2 separate regions of the Homo sapiens genome follow, and region 1 is linked to region 2. A link is a contact called in ENCODE Hi-C or POLR2A ChIA-PET data. All regions are on one chromosome and are shown on one strand. The core of a region is the stretch at or near the end of the contact, and the rest is flanking DNA. Distances in the headings are between cores, read along the strand shown.

The links. Hi-C counts contacts between places; a loop is a spot of excess contacts on that map. ChIA-PET counts read pairs that join two places held with the same protein, here RNA polymerase II (POLR2A). Pooled maps may share reads with other maps.
Region 1: a map of adrenal gland shows a loop between it and region 2 (1.8-fold over the local background). The contact joins two enhancer-like sites. A Hi-C loop is called at or near these places in 3 of 168 maps with a recorded cell type or tissue (adrenal gland, heart left ventricle and posterior vena cava) and 1 of 50 pooled maps. POLR2A ChIA-PET finds 5 or more read pairs at or near these places in 11 of 52 experiments (B cell, GM12878, H1 and 8 more).

What each region holds. Positions count from the first base shown.
Region 1 is chr3:57,668,262-57,672,868 of GRCh38, reverse strand. DENND6A (DENN domain containing 6A) reads left to right here. Exons shown (of 20, transcript NM_152678.3): 2 at 431-469; 3 at 571-613. Among named protein-coding and RNA genes, the nearest start is that of DENND6A, 23 kb to the left of the region's middle. Within about 2 kb of position 1,512, at least 7 of the 41 ENCODE cell types and tissues checked have a DNase peak (open chromatin) inside an H3K27ac peak, as active enhancers do.
Region 2 is chr3:57,624,942-57,629,985 of GRCh38, reverse strand. DENND6A (DENN domain containing 6A) reads left to right here. Exons shown (of 20, transcript NM_152678.3): 19 at 1,101-1,175; 20 at 1,641-4,532. The coding sequence ends at 1,772. It also overlaps a transcript of PDE12 not described here. Among named protein-coding and RNA genes, the nearest start is that of ARF4-AS1, 30 kb to the right of the region's middle. Within about 2 kb of position 1,850, at least 2 of the 41 ENCODE cell types and tissues checked have a DNase peak (open chromatin) inside an H3K27ac peak, as active enhancers do.

The DNA.
Region 1 (4,607 bases), core at 263-2,762, 43 kb before region 2:
TATTTCTGAAAGTGATTTGACCATAACCAACTACTATTTTAGACTAATGTTATATATATATATTTTTTTGTTTGTTTGTTTGATTTGAGACGGGGTCTTGCTCTGTCACCCAGGCTGGAGTGCAGTGGCATGATCTCGGCTTACTACGATCTCTGTCTCCCGGGTTCAAGTGATCCTCCTGCCTCAGCCTCCCGAGTAGGTGGGACTACAGGTGCATGCCACCACACCTGGCTAATTTTTGTAATTTTAGTAGAGACGGGGTTTCGGCATGTTGGCCAGGTTGGTCTTAAACACCTGACCTCAAGTGATCCGCCTGCCTTGGGCTCCCAAAGTGCTGGGATTACCAGCGTGAGCCACCGTGCCTGGCCTATAATATGTTTATAACTAATGTTTATAATATGTTTAACAAAATTTAACTCTTTTCTTCCAGGTAATTTATCCTCAGCATTCCAAACTTACTGACAGAGAAGTAAGTAAAAATACTGCTCTGTATAGTTTACTGTTATATTTCTGTTTGTTTTTATTGATTATGTATGTGTCAGCATACATCACTTTTGTTTTCTTTTTCAGAAAACCAATATTTGCTATTTGTCTTTTCCAGATTCAAATTCAGGTAACTGTTTTTCATACAGTGTTTCTGTTTAATTTTATACTAAGAATACTGGTTATACTGTTAATGTATGAAAATTGATTGAAATAGCATATTAGATTGCAAACAGATCAATGATTTTTATTCCTATTTTAATGATGCCTAGTCATGTCATCGTTGATTTTAGTAGCTTCAACTCTTAAAATAACTGTTATGGTGTGATGAGGTAAACCATCAAGGAACAATAAACTCTTAAAATAGTGAAGAGGTTGAAAATCAGCGACATTGGTATATTTGGGATTCGTGGAGTATGTATTAAATAGTTTATATAGTATGTAGTTTACTTTCAGTTCAGAATTTGGGAGCTTACCAGGAACTCTGTAAAAGCAGTGAACCTAAAAAAAGCCAGGATAAATTTGGTTAGGAAGCAAGGCCATAAGTTACGTGCAGTAGTTTATATGGGTTAATATAGGTAAAGCCTTGGCGTAGTGCTTGGTGTATAGAAAAAAACATACAAGGGTCTGTTTATTGTTGAGCTTGGTTTTGTTAGTCTCTTTCAAGCTCTTCCTTTTGTGTGGTCCTAATCGTTGACATCCTTCAGGTTACCTCTTGTGTTTCACTTTCAAACTAGCTTTTCTTGGCTTATAGTGACCAAAACATTTAGCTTCTCAGGCCACACACAGTTATAACCCTATAGCAGAGACAGTCTAGTTTTCTTTCCTTTTGTGGTTACTTCCTTTTTTTTTTTTTGAGATGGAGTCTCGCTCTGTCACCCAGGCTGGAGTGCAGTGACGCGATCTCAGCTCACTGCAAGCTCCGCCTCCCGGGTTCACACCATTCTCTCACCTCAGCCTCCCGAGTAGCTGGGACCACAGGCGCCTGCCACCAGTCCCGGCTAATTTTTTGTTTTTGTATTTTTAGTAGAGACGGGGTTTCACCATGTTAGCCAGGATGGTCTCGATCTCTTGACCTCGTGATCTGCCCACCTCGGCCTCCCAAAGTCCTGGGATTACAGGCGTGAGCCACCACACCCGGCCGGTTACTTCTAATATTGTGCTAGTTAGTTCATTTAATCTGATTTGAGAGATTTGACAGTTAAACAAAATTTTTTTTAGCATTTTCTCCTTTCTGTATAAATGCTTCCAGAATTTTTTTCCTATCCATTTGGAACTCAGCTTTGGTGAACTATATGAAAGAAAAGTGGTATCTTGGTAAATTAGATACTGCCTTTTAGAGATCCCAGTAAGGGGTTTTTTCTGACCTGGAATTATTTTGGTGTTTTTGACCCATTTATGAAATAATGATGCAGAGGTCTTGTAGGAATGTATCTTCATTTCAGTTAACATTTTTCTTATAAAATCTGTACATACACTTCTTATATACTGTGATGGGTTAGATTTCCAGGTCTCAGAGTAAGCTGAGTTGTATGGATTGCAGAATGAACTGACTTTCTGCATGGAATCCCAGTGAATTATGCTGGATGCTCTTCTCTTTCAGATCATAGCTGGTTGTCATGGCTCCTCTCTCTTTTTCACTTCTCTATATGAGCATGAAGGGGATCAGAATATACCACCCCCAAATATACCACTTTGGCTTAAGAATTATTTTGAGTTGAAGGCAACTGAGAAACAGCAGATGCAAAAAGAGCCCTTTACCCTCCCCCTATATGCCTAAAAGCAGGACATACATTTCCTTTTGTGAAGGTGTCACCCCTTCCCTTTCCCATACCAGGAAGAGGAGAAAATTCTGAATCACCAGAGAAAACTCTTTATCACTGGAGATGGTACCAGCTTAATTCTGCATAAATAAGCCTTGCTAAAATAACCCTTATCTTTCATTAGTTTTACCCATATGTTTACCTTCCCACAGATTACCACCCCTAGAAGTCCAAATCCTTTTTCCTTTGTCTGCATTTTAGTTTCTTTTGTTAAAATGGTATCTAAGCTCCCAAGTTTAACCACCTCTTTGGGTTTTTACTTTTTTTCTCTGAAGCCTTTGTATGCATTCGAACTAAATCTTTTCTCGTTAATCTGTTGTCTGTTTATTTCACAGGCCCCAGTTAGTGAACCTAAGATGGTAGAGGAAAAGTCCCCCGCATGCATACATCAAGGCTAAGAAGTTAATTCTGTGGTGTTTAGATAGCCTATATCTAGTTTTATAGCCTCTGCATGTGTCATTATCAAAAAAATTTTTAAGTACTTTTGGCTTATGAATGACCTACAGATTTTTTTTTTCTTTTTTCTTTTTTTTTTTTTTTTTTGAGATGGAGTTTTGCTCTGTCACCCAGGCTGGAGTGCAGTGGCACGATCGCAGCTCACTGCAACCTCCGCCTCCCAGTTCAAGTGATTCTCCTGCCTCAGCCTCCCAAGTAGCTGGGACACCTTTGCCTGCCACCATGCCTGGCTAATTTTTGTATGTTTAGTAGAGATGGGGTTTCACTGTGTTGGCCAGGCTGGTCATGAACTCCCGACCTCAAGTGATTCGCCTGCCTCAGGCTTCCAAAGTGCTGGGATTACAGGTGTGAACCACTGCACCCGGCTGATTTTTTTTCTTTTCTTTTTTTTTGAGATGGAGTCTCGCTCTGTTGCCCAGGCTGGAGCGCAGTGGCGCGATCTCCACTCACTGCAAGCTCTGCCTCCCGGGTTCACGCCATTCTCCTGCCTCAGCCTCCCGAGTAGCTGGGACTACAGGTGCCCACCACCACGCCTGGCTAATTTTTTGCATTTTTAGTAGAGATGGGGTTTCACTGTGTTAGCCAGGATGGTCTTGATCTCCTGACCTTGTGATCCGCTCACCTCCGCCTCCCAAAGTGCTGAGATTAGAGGTGTGAGCTACCACGCCTGACTGATTTTTTTCTCATAGATATTATTTAATGCTTTTTTTATGTGCTGCACATCAAATGAAGTGTGGTTCTTGTGACTTGAAGTATGGTTGGTACAAGGAAAATCTACAAAAGACCTGAAAGCAGGCACTTTGCTGTCTTAACAGATCATCATTGTCCTAGGTAGCAAGAGACTATATGTTTTGTAAATATTTGAAATTGCTATTTTCAGTTGTAGTTATCCATACAGTTTGGTTTTTTTATGTGTTTATTAAATGAAAATTGGAGGCCGGGTGCAGTTGCTCACACCTGTAATCTCAGGACTTTGGGAGGCTGAGGCGGACAGATAACTTGAGATCAGGAATTCGAGACCAGCCTGGCCAACATGGTGAAACCCCATCTCTACTGAATATACAAAATTAGCTGGGCGTGGTGGTGTGTGCCCGTAGTCCCAGCTACTCAGGAGGCTGAGGCAGGAGAATCTCTTGAATCAGGGATGCTGAGGTTGCAGTGAGCCGAGATTGTGCCACTGCACTCCAGGCTGGGCGACGGAGTGAGACTCCATCTCAAGAAAAAAAAGGATTACTGTACCAACTTTGAAATGAATTTGTTATTTCCCAGGATAACCTTTAATTGCTGTAGAAGAAAGTCCAGACACAGTAGAGCAGTCTTTAGGAAAGAGACATAAATCAAGCCTTTATTTCCATTGTATACCCACTTAAACAGCATGTTAGACTGGATGAAAAAATGACACAGATAAAAATGCTTTTGAGATTGGAATCGTTTGCCCTTCCCCGCCCCTCCGCCACCTTAGATTCTCCTGACTTTAAAAAAGCTTTGTTTGGTTGGTTTTTTAGGTTTCAGTTTTTTGTTTCATTTGAATGGCTTTTATCTTTAGGAGCCTAAGTTTAAAGAGGGCCTTCCCTCTGATAAATATTTGTCCAGTGTTTTTTTCCTTATCATTTACCATTAACATCATCTGGATGTAGGTGTTCCTGAGGCTTAAGCTGTGATGAGTGCCCAAGGACAGAAGTCACTGTATTTTAAACATGTCCAGAGAAAAAAACTCAGCATTAGTAGAGAGAGTTTGAAGCAATGATGAATCTGAGGGAAACATTAATCCTCCTTGTTCTGGATGGACTTGACATGCAGACAATATTCGTCTCAACACATTTCTTCTTTGTAGACAGCAGGGAC
Region 2 (5,044 bases), core at 601-3,100:
GCTACAAACCAGAGACCTCTTTTGGAGAACCACTTGTTAAATATTTACCAGCACATTACTGGGTAGAGTAAGGATTCTAATCCAAGAAGCCTAACTCCACATCTTTTTCTGTATGATGTATTTACCTTTTTTAGTTAGTATTAACACTTTTAGAAATGTGGACTGGCCGGGTGCAGTGGCTCACGCCTGTAATCCCAGCACTTTGGGAGGCTGAGGTGGGTGGATCACGAGGTCAGGAGATGGAGACCATCCTGGCTAACACGGTGAAACCCCATCTCTACTGAAAATACAAAAAAAAAAAAAAAAATTAGCCGGGCGTGGTGGCAGGCGCCTGTAGTCCCAGCTACTCGGGAGGCTGAGGCAGGAGAATGGCGTGAACCCGGGAGGCGGAGCTTGCAGTGAGCTGAGATCGCGCCACTGTGCTCCAGCCTGGGCGACAGAGCGAGACTCCGTCTCAAAAAAAAAAAAAAAAAAAAAAGCGGACTGATTTTTTTTTTATGTTCTGTATTACCAGCCTATTTTAAATTAAACTACTTGTGAAAATAAAAGGAATAGTCTCACTTTCATTTATATTTAGCTTTAAATGTGAGGTGTGCTAACCTCAGTGTTAACTTTCTACTCATAAACTCCCAGTCACTGTGGCTTTGAGAAAAGGAATATGATGAATGCACCTGCAACATAAGCCCAGGAAGAGCATATCCGAAAACACGAAGTGTACATCCAGTAGTAAATTCATGTTCAGTTCTCTTGATTTGTTAACTAATGTTCCTTATAAATTAGTCACTACTTAGTGGAAGTGGGGGTTACTGTTACAGTTTGAGCTGCAATTTTGTTTTTCTTGCTTGATCTAAAAAAGCCACCTCAGTACATTTTGTTTTACTTCCAAATATGAGACAATTATTCTGGCTAATGCAGAAAATTATCTAACAGTTATTAGAATATTATGAGAATTATTCTTGCACTATAATGCTATATCTGGGTTAAATACTTTGTTCTCCTTTTCCTTCTTGTCTTTCCTTCACAGTAGCCTTACCTATTGAAATAGAGAGGTTTGAATATTATTTTGAGAACTTACTGATTTGGGACTTTATTTATTCTAGGACTTACTTCTCTGGATCCAGAAACACACAGAAGTAGAAACAGTAGACCTTGTCTTGAAGCTGAAAAATAAGCTGGTATGTAGCCAAAACAGCCAAAGATTAAATTGACTTTTCTTTGAAGACATTGTCCTCTCATGTGAGCTGACAACCCATGATAGTTCGCAGAAGTAACTTTTTAAATGAGAGGGCTTGAAATTGGTCAATTGATGGTAGATACTGCTGAAAATACTTGGTCACTGAAACAGACCATAATGATGCCATATTATTCTAACGTTATGTATATAGAATCTAATAAGCTCTATAAAAACATTGTCACTTATATTTCTAGGTATTATTATGAATTTACATAGAAGCCTTTTATTGAGCTCAATAACGAATTGTTTAAATAGAATGCTCCTTGCTTTTTTAGTTTCTGTAATTTCTGGTCTAAGACTGAAAGTATCTAATTGTTAGACCTTTAAAATGGTTTATTTAGAGAATGTAATGTATTAATACAGATTCTGAGGATAATTTAAATGTTATGAAATGTTCCTTATGTAGTTGCAGGCTGATCGAGAGCACTTACCTGTGAAACCTGACACTATGGAAAAGTTACGGACACACATAGATGCCATTATCTTAGCATTGCCAGAGGACTTGCAAGGCATACTGCTCAAAACGGGCATGACATGATATTTGCCAAGATTTTCCAGCCAAAAAGGATTATGCATCATGAAGCATACTGACATTTCAACCAGACGCACAAAGGAGATCTCTCAGTGGCAGCGGAGTGGAAAATTGCCATGAATGCTAGTTACAGGGTAGAAAGACTGTATTGTATAAACAGACCTTTTTAGTGCATTACTTTTTAAAGTGGATATCTGTGGTGGTTCCACTTTAATACTGAAACACCGAAAGGCATTTCTATATTTTTAATCATGTTCTAAAGTGCTCTTATGAGAGACTTGTGGGCCATCAGTATTAGTGATTTCATACTGCAGTGCTGGCATTGCAGATATTTTTTTAAATTGGTGCTGCTTTGCCCAATCATGTTAAAACTCAGGGGGATATAAAAATAACATTCACACTGGCTATCTTCTTAAGAACAGAAAGACTGAACTGTCCTATGGTTAGAAGGAATTGATGCTTATGTAGTGCCTTCTGTTGTCCTACATGTTTCACAGTTCAGCTGCTAGTCTTGAAGCTTTTCCTTAGCTTCATTATGATACGTAATTTTATAAGGTATTCTGTTGAGTGATCATTGTTTAAAAAAAAAGTTTCTTGCTACCCATTGTGTTTATTAATAGACATGATGGGTTTTTTTCAGTTGTCATATAGATTTTCATTATTTTCCCTTCCATTTTCAAAATTTAATGTTACCAGTTTCTCCAAAGACAAGAAGGCATCTAGTATTAATGATGGAAGAGTTTATTTTCTCTTACCCTTTACTAATTTAAACATTAGGCTGGGTGTGGTGGCTCACGCCTGTAATCCTAGCACTTTGGGAGGCCAAGGTGGACAGGTCACTTAAGGTCGAGAGTCCAAGACCAGCCTGGCCAACATGGTGAAACCCCGTCTCTAGTAAAAATACAAAAATTAGCCAGGCATGGTGGCACGCGCCTGTAATCCCAGCTACTTGGGAGGCTGAGATGTGAGAATCACTTGAACCTGGGAGGCGGAGGTTGCAGTGAGCTGAGATTACACCCCTGGACTCCAGCTTGGGTGACACAGTGAGACTGTGTCTCAACAAAAATAAAAAATTAAATAAATACTAATTTAAATATTATTAAATGTTTAAACTAATGAACTTGGCTGCTTTTCAAAGACATTTTAATTATAAATCTCATAATCAGCTATTTTTTTAAACTGAACTATTCTTATTTCAAAGGCATTCATGAGTTTTTTATGTGATACTTATTTGAGTGATGATAAGATTGATTTCTGGCATTATTTGTTTGGTAGCGTTTTATTTTTCCCAACATTAATGTTTCTTAAAACACTTTTCCTACTATTGTTTGACATGGGAACTTTCGCCTGAGTCACTGTCATGGTTAGCTTTTGTTGTTGTTGTTTTTGTTTCTGTTTTGTTTAAACAATACTACCTTGCCAAAAATAGAAGAATGTGATTTGGTAGAGTAGGGTTGTTTGGTTTGTGTTTGAATAAGAGTATCCTACAGAAGCCACTTTTTTTTTTTTTGAGATGGAGTTTTGCTCTTGTTGCCCAGGCTGGAGTGCAATGGCGCAATCTCGGCTGACTGCAACCTCCACCTCCCGGGTGCAAGTGATTGTCCTGCCTCAGCCTCCTGAGTAGCTGGGATTACAGGTATGTGCCACCACGCCTGGCTAATTTTGTATTTTTAGTAGAGATGGGGTTTCTCCATGTTGGTCAGGCTGGTCTCAAACTCCCGACCTCAGGTGATCCGCCCGCCTCGGCCTCCCAAAGTGCTGGGATTACAGGTGTGAGCCACCGCACCTGGCCAGAAGCCACTAACTAAAATAGGCACACATGACACAGCATGTGGTTAATAGCTGTGTCTTGAATTATCCTCTAAATAACCAAATTTAGTTGTATGTATTTGTAAAGGATATGGCTTCAGAAGCTATCTTTTGTTCTCTGTCGATATAACTCTTAAGGGCATTCCTGACCCAAGAAAGACTCCTTGCGTTTGTAACTGTGGTCTAATACCCAAATGTGCCCTGTTCTTATGGATACAGTCTCTTGAAGCATACCTCAAAGTCATAGAGAGAATATGGCATTTGAAAGAAATCGTTTGCCTTGGATCATATGAGTTATTTTGTGAAACAACAGCTGACTTTTCAGAAAAGGAGCAACTACTTTTATATGCTAAAAGTATTTCATAACTTTCTGGGAAACCTTATTTAGGTATAAATGGTCATCTTATTATTTTTCAAAAAGGTATATTTTAATAATTGTACAATTTATATACAGTTTGTGACCAGAATTTGTAAGTTGTTGGTGTCATATCAAGGATCTTTTAAATTATGCCACTACAGGATGTATCATTTCAAGTCTATTTTGCACAGCTAAACAGTAGCAAAAGATGCCAATTAGCATGATAATGGTGTCTTCATTTTTACTGTATTTAACTGAAACCTAACACATGTTGAAAACCATATCATACCTAGTTTATCTCTTAATTTCAAACTATGTACTTGTAAAAATGATGTAAATTTGCACTGGGAACCTGGGAAAGAGTGACTGATAATTTTTGGTGCGTGATTTTTAGATTTGTCTTTTTTTTTTTAAGAAGAATTTGTTACTATGTAAACCCTGACATTAAATGTTTTATCTCTACCAGCATCAGGAGGAATCACTGCTTTAAGGGTATTATGTAATGCCTAGTGCCTTCTATTTACAGTGAAAAAGAGGTTTTGTGAAGGCATTTATGGTCATTACCAAAAACTAAATTAAAGGCCTTGGATTTTAAAGCACTTGGATATTTTGTGTTATTTCTGAATGGGGTTGGACTGCTTGGAGAAAATGCATAGTTAATGAAACTCGTCATTATGAGATTCCTTTTGTTTCCTGCCAGGTTGTTTGTTTTTTTAAGGACTTCAAATGAAAACCCTGTGTACTTCACTATGAACAGGTGAACAGTTCTGTTTAGACAGATCAGTTAAGTGACTTCATATCTTTCCTAGCAGTGCATTGATTTTATGAAATATTCTGGTAAAAATATTGGTCGTATGTGGTGGCTCATACCTGTAATCTCAGCACTTCAGGAGGCTGAGGCAGGAGGATCGTTTAAGCTCAGGAGTTCAAGATCTGCCTAGGCAAACAAAGTGAGACCCCGTCTCTACAAAAAATCAAAAAATTAGCAGAGCATGGTGGCACATGCCTGCAGTCTCAGCTACTCAGGTGGCTCAGGTGGGTGAGGGGATGGCCTCAGCCTAGGAGATTGAGGCTGCAGTGAGCCATAATCACACCACTGCACTCCCGCCTG